Linked DNA regions of Mus musculus: region 1 is linked to region 2. Evidence: chromatin loops called from intact Hi-C (ENCODE). Cell type or tissue: left cerebral cortex. All regions are shown on one strand. Links, peaks and the distances in the headings refer to the core of each region. The heading gives the core; the rest is flanking DNA. Region 1 holds the start of Cd34 (CD34 antigen). Region 2 overlaps Plxna2 (plexin A2).

Region 1 (8,333 bases), core at 145-8,144, 310 kb before region 2:
ACGTGTTTTATTCAGAATGCTTGGCAGACCCTGCAGCGCTAGGACAGACAACAGGGATGAACAATACTACTCACACTCACCATCGACAGCATTCTAGTCTCATTCTGATACTCTATGTTTTATTATTATTTAAAAATATTCATTATTATCAATGTGTGTGACAAAGAGAGAGTGGAGGGAGAGAGGGAGAAAGGAAATGAGATGAGTGCAGACAAGGATCTACCACAGTACACACAGAGGTCATAGGACAATTCACAGTCATTTTTCTCCTACCATTTGTGTTCTGGGGATCAAACTCAGGTCCTCAAATTTGCATGGCAAACACTTTTACCCACTGAGCCATCTTGCTTGTCCTAATTTACATTAGTATAAAGATAAACCAATTATCTCCATATAATGAGGGAAAGTCTAGAATCCAAGTCATATTGCAAAAGACCTGATTTTATCTCATCCATATCAGTAGTTAGCAAACTATAACTCTTAAGACAAGTTCTGTGCTGGGGTTGACAGTGTGTGGTCAGTCTGTCAAGCATGTCATCTATATTTTCAAGTGCCATTAAAGTCATACAAAGTCATATGCACCAGAAGCCACATCCAGATCCCAAGCCTGGGATGCTTTCTGTCTTGCCTTTCATAAGAAAAGTTTGTAAACAACCCTTTTGGAGACTAATTTCACTTTCATAATTTGTGCATTTTTTTTCCTTAAGCACCACAAACATGCAAAGGATCTTACAAAATTCTGAAGAAAACACAAAATAAGGGATCATTTGACTTCTTTAGGCTTTAGCATCACTGTGATTTGCACAAATCTCTTTAGGACTGGGGATGACTAGACAGGTCTTTAGGGATTTTCATGAAACTTGGGGCAAATCAAATAATAAAAATAGGACAATGATAAGAAGTTAGAAAAAGGCTAATTTCGCAGTGATACAGGAAGAGAACTAAACGCAGTTTGATCTTTTTTTAGTGGGATGAGCTCATTAGTAGGTGAGTGAGCATTCAAAAAACTCCTATTAGAGTCACTTGACACCTGCTATGTACCACAAATTATGCTCCACAAGCCCGAGCCATTGCTGAACTAGAACAAAGGGCTTGACAGAAACTTCCTTCATTTCAGAGGTAAGGCAGAGTTGTCAGTATAAACCAGCCTGAACACCCACACTACATTGAGATTATCCATTATATTCAAATAGCTTGTCTTCATCCCTTCATTTCTGTGGATCCTCAGGAGGTTTATATTTCTTCTACTTGCATTTCTTTCATTTTTCTGGTGCCACTCATTCCTGGCTTGCAGCTTAGTACCATGGTCACTACAATCATTTCCGTAGGGCAGCCACCCAAATACCATTTTCTTCAGTCTCCCTGAGTCCTTCTCTGGCAAACCTCCCATGCGTGGGCAATTTTTACCAGAGATTTGAAAGCATGGAGTGAAATTTCAGGGTAGCCAGAAGAGACAGTAGCACACCTTGAAATGTTAGTTAATACTGTGCTAATGAAGCTATTCTATAAGAAATCTCCTTTAAAGCTTCCAACTCTGCAAGAGCGTCACCCTTTTGTCTTTACCTTAGATTCTGCAGTCCTTATGCCTTCATCTCTTGACCCACTCCAATATAAGACTCTACTTCCCATTTAGCCAGCCTGCTTCCTGCCTGCCCTTGAATATTGAGAACTTGTCTAACATTTTGAGATTTCTTACCCAAAGAACCATTTACACATTTTCTTAAGCAATGGAGCAAACTACCTAGAGATAACCACTTTTCTAAGAGGCTTGCTTTTATTTTCCACTCCAGGAAGCAGCAGACTTCCCAGTTAAGCCAGGAGGCCTTTTCCTTTGCATCATTAGGGAAATGATTCATTCCCTGCCCATCCCAAGTGTAGGTCCAGGAAAGTACCTTGCCAGGCCTTCCAATTTGTTTGGATCCCTACCCTACCTACCCCACCCCAAGATGCATGCATCATTCTCCCTGTAGCACAGCCAGGAAACTTGATAGCAAATTTAAAGATACTATGTTTTTATTTTTTAACCAACATAAGAAGAAAATATTATCATTAGAAATGTCAAAGTCTCTCCCTACCCATCATATGTAAATTCTGCCCTGGCCACTATGAACATTTCTTTTAGAGATGAATTTGTGTTCTTTTTCCATGCCTTCATATTTTTAATTTGCCACATTATAGGACATTTCGTCAGATGAACCAAAGTCAATGAGAGAAGGAAACCCAAGTACTGGAGCCTGGAGCTGGGAAACTCTGAAAGGAAGCTTAGGTCTTCAGGTCCAAAACACAAAGGAAACCAGGCAAGATCAGAAACAGTGGAATCTGCTCCCTTTTTGCTTTTTTTTTTTTTTCCAGAATTTTGTCCCCAACTTTATCTGCTACAATTTTGGCACTCCTTGCTCTGAGATTTTGGAGACAAAGATCACTCAGGAAAGGAAAGCAGTAAAGGCAACTCAAACAAACAGGACCAAGGTGATGAAGCCAAAGGGATACAAGAGAGGCCTAGGCTCTTGCCTGCTCATCAGACAGGCAGGAGTGCTGGCCAAGATGAAGAAGTACATTTACAAAGGTTGTGAAGCCTGGTCTAGTCCTTCACTGGGGAGCCTTCAAATCACTGAATTACTTGGCAGTCCCCAAACTCTTACACCTCCCTCCTTACCATGTAGCAGGGAAACTATCTGATAAAAAGTATTTTCTATTTTCTTTTTCCCTTTTTACATGCAGTCCCAGGCAGGATATAGTTGTAGATCATCAGATTCAAAGAGCCCAAAGGAAGAAAGGGAATGTGAGTAGAAGCTGGAGGTAGTGTTGGAATAAGGGAAAAAGAGGTCTTGTGGAAGGAAACCCAGGCAAAGGGGTTCCTAGTTTCCTGAAAGACTTTTAGGTCAGCTGGAGCGTGTGTCCCCAGTCACAACCCAGATTCTGGCCACTGATCTCTCTTGCCCCTGAAAAAGTGACACTTGTGGCTGTCTAGAAGATGTTCACACTAGCTTCTCATGGGACAGAAGAGAACTATCTCTTCAGAGTGACTTTCCATTCTACACCAACTTTCCCAGTAATAACATCACGGTTGTCTACTGTGGGACATTTTAAATTACATAATTCATCAGTTTAATTTATTTTACAATTTATTCCAGGACAGAAAATAATAGTATTAACAAACAGAAGAATCTCAACACAAACCCTAGGAAGTTCTTGGAGAAAGTACAGAGCCTTGGCCGGCTTATGAAGTCTAGCTGGGTTGGGAATGGTGGCCCCTGCCCTGTCCTTTACCCTAAAGTTGAGACACTGATATCTTCAGCATATTTCCCCAAGGTTTGCAGAGGTTTTTTTGCTCTCTCCACCCTGCCCCATTCAGCCCAAGACAAGGCTGATACTGGCCAGCTGAGGAAATAAGAAAAGACAGCACTACACCCAGACTTGGGTCAGTGCTGAGCTGAGTGACCAAAAGAGTAAGTACAGAGCATCTGATGAGGACTCCAGCCCGTGGTCACCTACCCGTGCACAGTGTAGCATCATTCTGGGCATTTTTGTCCAAGCAAGTTTTACTCCATCAAAATGGACATGTCTAGCGCTGCCAATCAGGAGAACCCAGAACCTAATTCAACTTCTCCTCTGCCAGCTCTCTTTGGGATAGACCCAAAGGCAATGGAGCAGAAGACTGGGAGAAAAGAGGTCTTGTGGGTAGATCCAGGCTACTCTACATGTTGAGTGTCCTTTAAGATATACAATGAAGATTTAGGAGCCCCAAGGGTTAAAAGCAAAATGAGTAATTCACAACCCTGAAAACCTCAAAGGACATGAGTTGGGATGAAGAACAACACCCTCCAGTGCAATAAAGTTTGCTATAGACTGAGTGAATACTATTTTTTGCCAACCTAAGAGGGGAAGAACTTAAGAAGTAAGAGTATGCGTGGGCAGCAGGAGGTGTCTTGGCCTGTCCACTAGCTTTAGAATCTGAAGGGAAGCAGAGCAAGAAAATTCCAACTAGCAATGAATGTATGTTTGTGCACGGGGAAGACTGGTGAGCAGAAGGACTTGGTGTGTACACCAAACCACCTCCCTACTAGCATCTGCATGGTTTCTGCAGGGGCGACTCTAGCTTTCTAATCTGAAATTTAAAATTGTCCTTTTTTTCCTCTCTGCCTGTTCTTTATTCCAGACTCTTCCACTAATGTCCCTCAGTCCTCCTTAAAGGTCTCCTGGCCCTTACTGGAAATGGCTACCCTCATGAATTCTTTATGTCCAAGTCCTGGGAACAATGGGTGCCTGGACCCTTCTCTGGACCACTCTGGGTCCTTGCTTCCTCAATTAAGGAGAGTTACAGAACTTTTCCTTCCTTCTGTCTGCATTCTAGCCTCAACTTTGAGCTTTGCACCTCCAGCCACGCAGAGGAGCTGGCGTCCCCCAGCACTACCTGAGTAAGCTCACTTCTGCGTGCTGGAGCGCAGGATTCCCAGGTGAGGTTAGTGGCCGGCGTCTTCCCTCCTCCCGGCCCATAGCCTGGTCCCTTGGCCCTCAGCTGTTAATACTCACGCAGCAGACTCATCAGGCAGAGAGCTACCCAGCGCCATGGCAGCAGGAGCCCCGCGCGCGTGTCCCTGTGGACCTGCATTCTCCTGTACCGCTCCGGAGATGCGCTCGGTGCAGGAGGCGGCCCGGCGCGGGACGCGCTCCTCCGCCCTGCGCAGGGGTGGGGGATATTGGCTCTCCTCCCCTGCTCCCTGTCCGGAGTGGGTGGGGGATGCTGGCTTATCCCCTCCCTGTTGCGTCTTGGTGAGGCCAGCCCCTCTCGTAGTTCCTACTTCACTTTTAACCGTGTGTCATCTTGGCTGCCTCTCGGCAGGGTCAAATTTCTCCTTTCTGATTTCTTTATTTTCAAGTTTTAAGTGTGGCAGGAAGCCACTGTGTACGCCTGAGTTTACAGGAGTATGATCTTTCAGCTAAGCAGGAAACAACACAATTCCAAGACACCTTTAGAGATAGTCACGGTGGAATCTGTGCTGCATGTTAAAATTGAGCAGGACACAAACAGGACACTAATAGCCTTTTCACAGTCCAGACCATCTGCTATCCTACCATCTCTCTTTTATACTCATTTTCCAGCAAAATCAACAGAATTTGTATTAACTTTCCTGTGATCATCCATATTTCCTTAGCTAGTTGGGTCATAGCAATTGTCAATACCATAGAGATAATATAGATACTCCATAGTACATGGTTTTTCTCCAATGTTCCCTTTTCAATCCTAGATTTAAGTTTCCTGATTCTATGGGAGCTTTTCTTGCCCTCCCTTCAGACAAAAGATTTCTTAGATTCTTACCCTGCCCTACCTAACAGACCTTCTAGCACTCCTTGTGCTTCTCCACGCAATGGTGCTGCATGTTGATGCGCTGGATTGCAGGATTCTGACTCGTCACAGGTCAGAAGATCAAGGCAGGAGGAGAGAGAAGCAAGACAAGGCATATAGCAGCAGGTAGAAATTGAGATAAGGCACAGAAGGGTCTGTGATGATGACTGTAAATACTTAGCCCTAGTTTTCCCATAATGTCTGGTCACATAACCTAAAGGGAGAAAGAAAGATCAGACAAACGCCCTGGATAAATTTCTGTATTTATTTCTCTGAAGATCTACCTCCACGAAGAAAGTACATTTGTTTGTGTTGCCTACCCTGGGCCTAATATACCTTGGGGTTGAGAAGAAGAGTATCAGTCCTCAAATCTATACTCTTACCCTGTTTCATATCACACCATTAAAACAAGAAGCGGAGGTTTTCATCATAATAAAGGCAGAGGCTCATTGAATACAACGACATTAAGTGAGTTTGTGTCAAAGTACAGTTGGCATATTGTGATGGAGAACCTGGAGGTAGGGTCAGAAAGGATTGCAAAATGTACTTTTAAAATTAAATTCTGGTCCTTGGAATATGAACTAAGAAGGAAATATTACACCTAATTCTTCAGTTTCAAAAGTGGATTTTCTTCTGGTACCTACATTTTGCTCATACTTTTTATGGTAGGTAAATTGTTATATGTAAAAATGAGTTGGTTCATTTGAGTCTACCTTTACTTCCAGATGTTTTCTCTGTTAGTTTAATTAATTAAAGTGTTTTGAGACAGGATCTCACTCTATAGTCCCATCTGGTCTTGGACTCAAAAAAAAAAAATCCTATCCTAGCTTCCTGAATGGTGGGATCATAGGTATGTACCATTGTTTTAGGCTCTCTTCTGATTACTTTAAATATCTTTTGTCTTTTGGACCATGGGAAATGGGACTATAGGAAATATTTTGTACTTGAACTTCTTAACTAGCTTTGAAGTGGGGGAGGAGAGTGAAAGATATTGACTCTATGGAAAAGTTTCTGAAAGCAAAATCCATATAGAACCAGAATCAAGGCTGAGTGCCAAGAATCTTAACTTGTAATATGTGCTGTCTGTCATTTCTTTCAAGAGGTCATGAAAGAAAAAGAATACCTCCTAAGTACAAGCGTAAGGACAAAGCAGTGTTCAGCACCAGGGAAGGAAAGTAAATGTAGACATCTTAGTTGGGGGGGGGGCGGGGAGTTTAGAAATCCATCCCCCGAAGAAACCAAATCTGTACTTTTCTGTTCTGCAGAGCTATAATGCAACCAGAATATAAAGCATGATGGAAGACTGGCCCTCAGCACGCAGTCACTGAGACACATCACTCACAGCTCACACACCTTCTCTCAGCACATATACAAATCCACTTATTGCCTCAACCTTCTGACAACTCGCAGACCAGGTAGAATTGAGCAATCATTTCTCTTTTAGTCCTCCCAGTCTGCCCCTCAACATCCCTGCTTTCACACTCCATCTCCTAAGCTGATTCCAGAAGACACTAGCTATTATAGCTATACCACTCAAGGCAGAGAGTGTAAAAGAAACACATTAAGAGCTGCTCAGTGGGACCCTTTGTGAGGTCTTAAAGGTCATGGCCACACTTATCACTGAGTGTCCTGTACATTCCCCATCCTCTGCAAAACACACTTCCTATCAGATAAAAATAGACTGTGAAATACAATGCCTTTGATGTGAAAAACAGTAAATATCTTAGTTCCCTTTAACAAAATATCCGAGGCTTGATACTTTATAAAGAATAGAGAATGCCAGAAGCAGGACGACTAGGAAATAGAAGTCATTTTCAGCCATATTAGCAAGTTTGAGTCAAGACTGAGGTATACAAGACCCTATTTCAAAGGACTTCCCCCTCCCATAAACAAAAAGAAAACTTAAAAACAAGAACAGAAATTTACTTTGCTTCATGGTTCTAGAGTGTTGGTAGTTTAAGTACCTGTATCAACTATGTCTGTTGGGAACCTTTTGGGTTGCATCATAGCAGAGGGAATCACATGGTGAGACAAATGAGTCAAAAGCTCACTCAGTTTGGATCCAGACCACTCCCATGGATAGCCCATTAATCTTTAAATAGATTCATTTACCCAGCAAGGCAGAGCCCTCAAATACCATTAAGATCTAAATTTTCAGATTAATATATGAAATTTAGAAAAAATATTTGAACAGTAGAAATTGAAGATTTTAATAAATCTGTTGTTTAAAATGTATTTGTCATTTTGTCTTTATAATCTAAGCCCTAACGCCTTTATATAAAATTATTAAGGAGTTGAATTCCAGTTTATACGTTGTTACTTTTTATGGACATTAATGAAGCATTTTTTCATTTCTATTTTTTCAGTTTCATACTTTGGAACTAAAGCTCCCCCACTACTACCCATGTTGCAAAATATTCTTTTAAATTTGTTGAAAGCACTCAGGGACTGTCCGAGTATGAAAAGAAAGATCTTTAATGGTGGTGATGCCAGGTACTGGAGGGGAGCTGTGAGAATCTACACTCTAAAAGTGAGTTCCTTTTTTGCTCTTCCTGCCCTCCAGGGCCTCCTTTAGCTATAATCTGACTAGCACGTACTGACAGTAAATTCTGGAACATTTGGCCTGCTCATTCTCAGGCTCAGTGTCTTCTGGGGGGAATTATCTTGATGTTGTGGTTGTCTCAATGACAGGCAACCCATTCTATCTGTGCTCAAATATTATTCATACAGAGTACCCTGTCCCAATCTTTTGTTTTTCTGTGTAATCTCCTCTTTCCTGGCCTGACATGACTTTTTAGTTATCTTCTATATTCATATGCTGGTTCATCTGCCCTTTAAAATACACATGTCTCACACTGTCTGAATTATCCTCTTAGTTAATTTCATTTTCAGTAAGTCCTATTTTTTTTCAGACAAGTCACCTCCTTTATTTTCTTCAGAATTTCCCTAAATATCTTTGGATAATTATTATTCAGTGCATAATAAA
Region 2 (8,333 bases), core at 208-8,207:
AACTCCAGAGACACAGACCACAGAATAATGCAAGCATATAGTAATAAAAATGTGGCAATTTGACTACACAATGTTATCAAAAACAGAATATGGAAGGGAAGGTGCCCTAGGAAGGTTCAGAGCAGAATATGACAAGAGGTTGAAGCAATTCCCCATGGTACTTGCTGAGAATAACTGCTGCAGAGAAAATACATGGTGTTTGGAGACAGAGCTGTGCTCTAATCTTATTCTCTCTAGCTAGGTTACCTTGCACATGTTATTGAACCTTTGGAGGAAGAGAACCTTAAATTCTCTGTCAAAAGACACCTGATAGGGTTGTGGTGAGAATCAAGAAGACAAAGATTTGAATTGTTTTGTAAACTATACAGCTCTGAGTAAACACCAGTCACAGTGTTTTTAAGAAACACTGTTCACCATCCCACTGGCATAAGTGGCTGTTCAAAGGTCGATGGGTGACTTCTCAAAGATCAAGATGCTGTGTTCCAGACTGGGTAAGAGGTTACCTCCTAGCACTTTGCTTTAGGGACCTAGCCCTCTTGAACTGAATCAATGCTCTGAGTCTTCTTCTCTCTGTCCTAATGACCTCAGATCTCTAATACCTTTCCTGGAAGTCTTCAGGTTGCACCATGTTTGGGTCTCCCTTTCACACCCTCACAGTCTCTAAATGAAACAAGATGGTAGATGTCAATATCACAAGAGAGAGGCAGAGGAGGTACTGAGATGGCAGCCCAGCAGGCAGAATCTCACATTCCCCAACCTCTTCCATATAGTGTTTGCTCATTACATGAGTAAAGAAATTCCTGTTTCATCCTGTTTTCCTAGCTTCTCTTCCCCAGTGTTTTTTTTTTTTTTTTTCTAAACCAAGACTCAGTCTTAGAATAGGAGTCAACTGTTTTCCTCAAGGAAGCTGATTAAGCAGCGCCTTCCTTCCCACCATCAGTTCTTATTATCTTTTTCCTTAAGACAGACTCTTGGAGAACAGATACTGCCAAGAAGCCTGTCTTAGGTAGCAGACAAGTTCACATGCACATCCCAGCAGAGGAGGTATCACAAAGCTAAGTAAAAGTAACTAGTCAAAAATGTAAGGGCAGGTGAAATTCCTGGCAGATTTCTGTCTGCTTTAGAACCTCATCTGGGCCCAAATACACAGGTATCTAGTCCCTTCACTACCTACAGTGAGGGGAGCAGAGAAACATACTTTGCAGACCTCTGAGGCTTTATCATCTCTAGACAGACACATCAAAGTCTAGGGCCACTGGAGAACCTGGGGTTGTGAGGGATAAAAAGAACTCCCCAGTGAGGACTAGAAAAATCTGACCCAGGATGATGAATGGGGTGTGAGAGAGAAGTCTGGAAAAGGGTAAACAGCCAGGAGGTAGCTGAAGTGATGGGAGCCAAGGGTGAAGAGAAAGAATGTGGAGGTCAAAGAGCAAAGAAAATGCCCCTGCAGCGACAGGCTCAAGATCCAGTGTATTATTGTCAGGCATGGCTTATGCATGGGTGCCACTTCCCTCCCTCCATATGTGTGCATGTAAGCCAGCCCTCTCCCAGCCATATTCAAATTCTTCCAGGAAACTTTCCTTATGTGTTGTTCCAAGTTTCCAAGGGATTCCATGTTGTAAATTGGTTGTTGTTTCTTAAGACATATCACCCCATTCTTATGCCCCTCATGTAGGTTGTGAGGGCCAGTAGTCTTAGCATTGCTGTTTCACACATAATACGACTGGAGGATAGTCCAGGTTAACTATTTTGGTTAAGATTCTAAGCATACTCTGGACTTTCAGAGTTACATATACCATCCTGCTTATCTGATACCTGGAGATCCAAGTAAGTGCCACTAATTGCCATTTCCAAGAAGAGATTATCTTCTCTAGGGGTCACCATACAGTTCTGGGTAGGTATCAATGCATCTAGAGTTGGTTATACCTTGCTACCATCCTTTGGGAATGAGGGTTAGAGCTGTCACTGAGTTGAATTTTTGGGAACTTCGGAGAGCTGCTGACCAGCCATCAAATGCCACTTGGCTTCTGCCCAGGTCTAGCTGGTGAGAAGGAGGGCTGAGGTCTCTGCAGCCTTTTGATAACCCTAGGAGCTGCATGGGTTAGTAGATGAAAGAGTCCAGAAGCTCTAATGAATGCATTTTGAGACTAGTGTGCCAAATTCCTCTCCTCAGCCTGACTGTCCCTATGGGCAGGAAACCTGCTGCTAGCTCCCTTCTGAAGACCACCATGTCTCTGCAGCCAGGGTAAACTGCAACAGCTCCTGCCTACTGCCTTGGGGCTTCTTTCCCTGATCAAGTCTCCTAGCTCTCAGCCCCACCTCCTGTTCTTCTATCCCCAGACTTGGCAGATCACTAATTAATTCAGGGCTGTTTAATAACTCTTCTATTTCAATGAAACAAGCTGTCTTGTTTTCTTTATTTTTAACACTGACTTTCGGTTTTTTTTGCTAAGCATCTTACTGTCATTTAAATTTCTGTCTCCAACCAAGCTGATAATAGACTGGAGTGAGCAGCTGCTTCAGCCCTGTTTATGACAGTGATTAGAAGTTAGAGCTGTTCTAGCAGAGAATTGACCAAACCTTAGTTCAGCAGCTCTGCCCCTGCATGTAAAGAGAGTGCTAATTTTAACATGATTAGTAGCACTCTGGCTCCAGGGGAAACCAGGGTTAATCCCAGCCCAACCTTCCTGGGACCCTGTTCTGAGGCCAGCTATGGTAACAAAGTTGTGAGCACTAATTCTACTTGGGAATTATGATTAGTAGCTGTGGGTCATTTGTTTAGACCTGAAACTACCCTGTTCTCCTCTACAGTCCTTCAGTGAATTTGCTGAAAAGCAAAGCAAGGGCCAGAAGTGGGTAGAGAACTCAGCAATCAGCTAATTTGCCTTTCTGACCCACCTTTCAAAAATACAGAAACATTTCCCAAACATTCTACATATTACACCTGTTTATTTTTTAAATCTATATAAAAAAAAACATTACTGGAGACCTGGTTATCTTTGAACTATTGCTTGCTTCTCCAAATGATGTAAATCATATCCTCCATAGATGGCCTCTGCCCGAGTTGGATATTTCTGGTTCATGTCTCTCTTCTATTTTTCCACAATATATGTAATGATTGTTTGTGTGCTCATGCTCTCTCCTACCTCTCAGATCTTCAAGAGCCAGAGAGGTGAGTTACCTTCCTTTCATCATGTTCAGCCCATGGCACATATTCTATAAACATTTATTCAGTCAAACTGAATTAGCCAGTTCCATGTTCAAACTCCTTAAAAGTAAAGCACATTTCCCCTATCTGGACAGACCCCTGACTAAGCTTTCATTCCTCTCTGCTCCTTCCAGTGTGCAAACCAGCAATCATGTCCCTCACTTCCCTTAACTCCCTACCCCCAATACTTCACAGCATAGCTAGGAGAGTACTGTAACAACAATGTAGGGGGTGTATAGTAGAAATTAGAGATCTGAGCAAGTTCTCTGGATTATTCCCCCCTCCCCATCCTTCAAGGCCAGGCACAGCTGCTTGGGAAAGCCCACAGGTGCAAAGGGCATAACCCTGGTGGCCTGACACTCCCTGCCTCTTGCCCCTCTGCAGGCAGATCCCTGAGAGTCAGAGCTCTTGGTCTGTGCCTCCCAGCCAGCAGTCTGCAGGCAGCTGCTGGGGTCATTGTCTCAGCCTCTTCAAGTTGTGAATGCTGAGTCTATAGAGACCGAAACACAAACAGTGCCCACAGTGGCTCTCAGGAGGGAAAGGCCGCCTGGCCTTGCCAGAGCCATTGACTGTGCAAATAGCAAGACTGGAGATGGATGGAAGAAAGCTGGTTGAAGCTATTGAAAAGAGGGGAAGTCTTTCTCCCCACACTGCTCAGTGCCAGTAGGAACTGTGGATGTGTGCTAAAGGCCAGCAGATGGGCAGAAAAGAGGCATGGTGAGTTCTCCTGAGGATACTGCCTCATCATGAGCTGTGTGTCTAGCCAAACTCAGGAATAGCAAGATGAGGATATAACTGGGTAAAGGATTGCAGCAAGAAGCTGGGGAGAAATGTGGTAAAGTAGGCAGGGATAGTGGGCAGGAACAAACGAAGTACGGTGAATAATGACTTGCTGTGTGATGCAGGACAATCTACCATTCAGCTTGGGATTGAGTTTCTTAGCTATTATTTGAACTTGGGTTAAAGCTATTTTCAGAGACTCAGGCATGCTTCCCAAGTGTTCTACACAGCACACCTGTTCATTTTGCAACTCATGTTTAGTAAAGAGAATTGAGGCATCATGTCATGCTTGTCTCCATTTTCTGAGGCAGGCTTTTGGAGAGTACTGCCAAGCATGCAGGGATATCTTTTCAATGTCACATTCCCATGTTCTGTACTCCAGCAAGGAATGAGGCCCTCTCCCAGTTTGGCCAGGGGACAGTGTATGGATCTAAGAGATGACAGCTAATGCTTTCCCCCAGCTGTGTTACATAGCATGACCAATGTCGGGCAAAGGCCAAGGATTGGACTCAAGTCTTTGGGCCCTCTGGACCTGCCAACACTCTTCCTATTGTGTTTGTCCTTTGCATACCTGTTTCTGTGTGGGACAGCACCTCCTAAATGCAGCCAGGCATCTGAGCCCAAGGAACTGGCCTTTTTCTGGAGGTTGACTCTCAGTACAATGCCAACTGACTTGCTCTAAGACCAGGGCCTTCTCTACTCCTAAGAGTAGAGGATATTAAAAAACCCAAACACAGCAAAGTCAGGATTCAAATCTCAAGTCCCATATTTAAATGCCAGCCATAAACAATGCCTATGGCCTCAGTGCCAGAGCTACCATGGGTTTTTCCTCTTTCTAGACTCCACTCAGTATCTGGCTCTTTATACTCTAAGCACACACATTTTCTTTAAGTGAGATCTTGCCGTTTTAGAAAATTCTAAATTAATATAGAGACTATGGGGGAGAACACCCCTGGTTTTATTCTGCTCTGGATTTTAGAATAACTTTTCCAGTTGGCAGCACTCATCATTTTCCTAACTCCCTTAACAAACTTCTACCTAGCTCCAGAAGCACAGACAAATAAAAGCTCTTGAACATCACAATGTACAAACAAACAAACAAACAAACAAACCCTATCACATGCACAGACAGAGACAGAGGTACTGGGTTGGAGGGAGGAATCAGCTCACCAGAGTGTCAGGCATGCTCTCTTCTCCCTCCTGCTACCAGGGAGCAAATGGAGGTATGGAGCAGTCAACAGGTGAGAAGCCCCCAGGAAGGGTGCAGAAAGTGTGAAGGGAAACCCTTTGTTCCTCCTTTGTTCTTATGTAGCAGGAGCCTGTGTGACACCACACTCTTCCTGGCCATCTGTCTGGCTCTTAGTAGGTCTCACACCCTCTGTGTGAGGCTTCCTGGTTCCAGCTACACATGTGGTTCATATTACTCCCAAAGTGCTTGAGTTGAAAACCTGGAGGGATTGCTGCCTGGGTACTCAGATAAGAACTTCATTCTTCTGGGTAAACCTGGAGGTGTTTACAGGATCTGGGGGTACCTTACAAAAGTCCTGGTGCTGCAGGTTTCTGTCACTGACTGAAAGGATAAGTTGGGAAGCTCCAAGCAGGTTGAAGCTGGGGTCAGCCATCCTACTCTAGGTCTCTGGACACTCTAAGAAACACCAGCACTTACACTTGAAGTGGAGACCCAGAGTGGGGCTCTGCTGGCTCACAATGGGGAAGGAGTTTGAGCTCTACTGAGAAATAGTCCTTCAGGGAGTTCAGAAACCAGGCTCTTCTCCTTCAGGTATTTTTGTTCCTGAAGAAAGTGAAGAGGAGGAAGTGGGGATGGGGGACAGACAGGGAAGGTGAGAGGTCAGAAGTCAGTGTAATATTTATTCAGCTCAGTAGAGACCTTTCACTTTTAGAAGCAGGAAACAACTTCAAAGCTGCAACATCCCCTTGCCACTTTGCCAACCTTCTGGTCCTCAGTCTCCACAGGGAGGCAGAGCTTTCTACCCACCCTTCCTAAGCCCACCCCTCTCCTAGCCTATCTCCTGCTTAGAAAGGTCATGTGCCTTACATGATTATGATTACAGAAAAGTTGTCATGGTGGCTTCCCCAGCCGTCTGAGCTGTCCCTGGAGTGTTCTTACTCACTCTAAGTCAGCCTCACACAAGTTTTCTGTCCACAGCAGAGTAGCTGTACTGGGTTGACACTTGAGAAGCCAAGTTGCCAACTATAGTACAAGGCCTAAACTACAGAGATTCTTTACAATGGATGGATTAGCAGGCCTCTCTCCAAAAAAAAAAAAAAAAAAAAAAACAAAACCCAAAAAAACAAAAAACAAAAAACCCACATAGATGTTCCAGGGCATAACTGTAAGGGCTTCTCAGGTCTCTTGAAGCCCAGGCCTATCCCTAGTCTGGGACACCCTAGTACAAGGCCCTCCACCCTAAGGTTCAGGGAGTTCTATTTCCCATGATGGGATCAGAGTCCCCAAGAGAGCTGACATCTACCTCCTTTTAACCTCCCTCTGCTAGCCCTCCTTGGCTTTCATCTCAGATAGGATTCATTTAGGACACTCAGGCTGAAATAGGGACAAACAGTGACATTTCCTGTTGAACCACACTAGTGTCCACACTTCCACTTCTGGGATATTGGGGAAGAATGCAGCAGGAAAACCTCTCCATACTTTGCTGTGAGAAATGGTGTTGTAGGAAACAACTCTAGTGCTGCCTCACCCATGGGGGAAGGGCAGAGGGTAGGGAGGTAGAATTAAATAGCTCCTACTAACAGTACCCTGGATCTCTCAGGTACCAGCCAGTTCTTCCCAGAAATCTGCCATGTACTGAGTGACACAGGGTACAAGCTCTGAGCAACAACCTTCTTCAGGAAGGGAAGGAGGCTAGTCATGGCTAACCCCACCCTGCCTTCTTTGCCTGGTGCCTGGGGGGGTGTGGTTGTGCAGTTCTCTCCCTCAGCACCAGACATTGCGGTTGTGGTTCCTTGAAGGCGGAAGCTTTTGCCCTTCTATCCTTGGGCTTTGAGTTACCACATTTTTGGCAGCACACAAGCACAAGATCAATCTGCACCTATTTAAATCTGAATGTGTTCTGATTCCTGCTTTCAGTGTCTGTGTGGCTTGCCATAAGGGGCAGAAACAGTAGCTCAAATACTCAAGTAATGTTCTCTTAACACCCAAAGGAGAAACCAAAGCTACAAGGTAGGCTGTTTAAACATAAAAAAGAAAGTCTGTGAGTCTGAGTCTTCGCAGAAGGTGGAGCAGGGCAGAAATGGGGCCTCCAGAAGGCTCTGGAAGCCTCTGAGGGGTGTGTGTGTGTGTGTGTGTGTGTGGTATGTGTGTTGTGTGCAAGTCTGCACACACATGCATGTTGGGGGTCATAGAGGGAAAAGAGTCATTTACCTTACCACATATTCAGTCTGTGCCCCAGGGCCCCTCCCCACCCTGCTTCTGAAAGACAAGTTGAACTTACTGTTCTTTCTCTCATCCTGAAAGTAATTTCAGGCAAGGAAAAGCAGGATTAAACTTTCATAACCGGACACATTTATCTTGTTTTGCTTCTTTCTTTCCCTATGTCCTCCCTCCACTCCACTCTTGACCCTCAGTAAGTTTAAGCCAGAGGGAAGCTGAGATTAAATATCAGGGGATGGTATCAGATCTGGAGGGACACTGATCTCTGATTCCCTGCCCATCCCCAAACTTCAATATTTTTCCATCTACCATTGGACAGTTATTATCTCTGTGGATGAGAGAAGCCTCTGCACTCTATGCCTGTTCTCCCTCAATATTGTCCTCCTTTGAAATGAAAGGGGGAATTAGAATTCAGAGACAGGCTCCCAGGGAGAATATGAAGACAAAGATTAAGTCAGTGATACAACGTTGACATGCGTTTAGTTCCTGAAAGGTCTTTTTAAAAAAAGTCTCCCTCGGAGCAGTGTTGCCACTGCTGAGACTGGCTGGAAATCCACATTAGGGAGTAAGAAGACGAGCAGGCCTGTGACAGGGACTTGGGGATGGGCCAAAATTTTACTTGCTGGTTTAAAAAAAAAGGCAAGAGTCACTTGATGAGACATCCAGGACTGAACTGCCTGCTGACTTGAATATAACATCCCTTCCCCTAGCCACCCAGACATGAACTGTATGGGTTAAGCCTCTCTCAGCCCCCTAAACCCAGACAAGTCCTGTGGGGCTGGCCTCTCAGAGTTATATCTATACACACACACACACACACACACACACACACACACACATGCATGCACAGGAACCTATACATTCCCTATGATGCTAGCCTCCCCTGTAAGCCTGGTGAACATTTTATAATGAAGCTGATCCTTACTTCTTGGGCCC

What was found. Hi-C counts contacts between places; a loop is a spot of excess contacts. Peaks named below come from ENCODE experiments on the same cell type or tissue, not always from the same donor. Only the 100,000 strongest peaks of a DNase experiment are listed, where the experiment ranks them.
Region 1: it touches region 2 in a loop (4-fold over the local background); 5 of 42 quality-filtered maps call a loop at or near these places.

Annotation. Positions count from the first base shown.
Region 1 is chr1:194,935,245-194,943,577 of GRCm38, reverse strand. Cd34 (CD34 antigen) reads right to left here and starts at 4,757. Exons shown (of 8, transcript NM_133654.3): 1 at 4,534-4,757. The coding sequence starts at 4,612. In left cerebral cortex, for the core only: no CTCF peak of the experiment used is centred there; DNase peaks (open chromatin) are centred at 1,369, 4,032 and 4,688; H3K4me3 peaks cover 1,895 bases; H3K27ac peaks cover 4,463 bases.
Region 2 is chr1:194,624,839-194,633,171 of GRCm38, reverse strand. All of the region lies in intron 1 of Plxna2 (plexin A2), which reads right to left. Among named protein-coding and RNA genes, the nearest start is that of Plxna2, 9.2 kb to the right of the region's middle. In left cerebral cortex, for the core only: no CTCF peak of the experiment used is centred there; DNase peaks (open chromatin) are centred at 3,957 and 8,002; H3K4me3 peaks cover 424 bases; H3K27ac peaks cover 199 bases.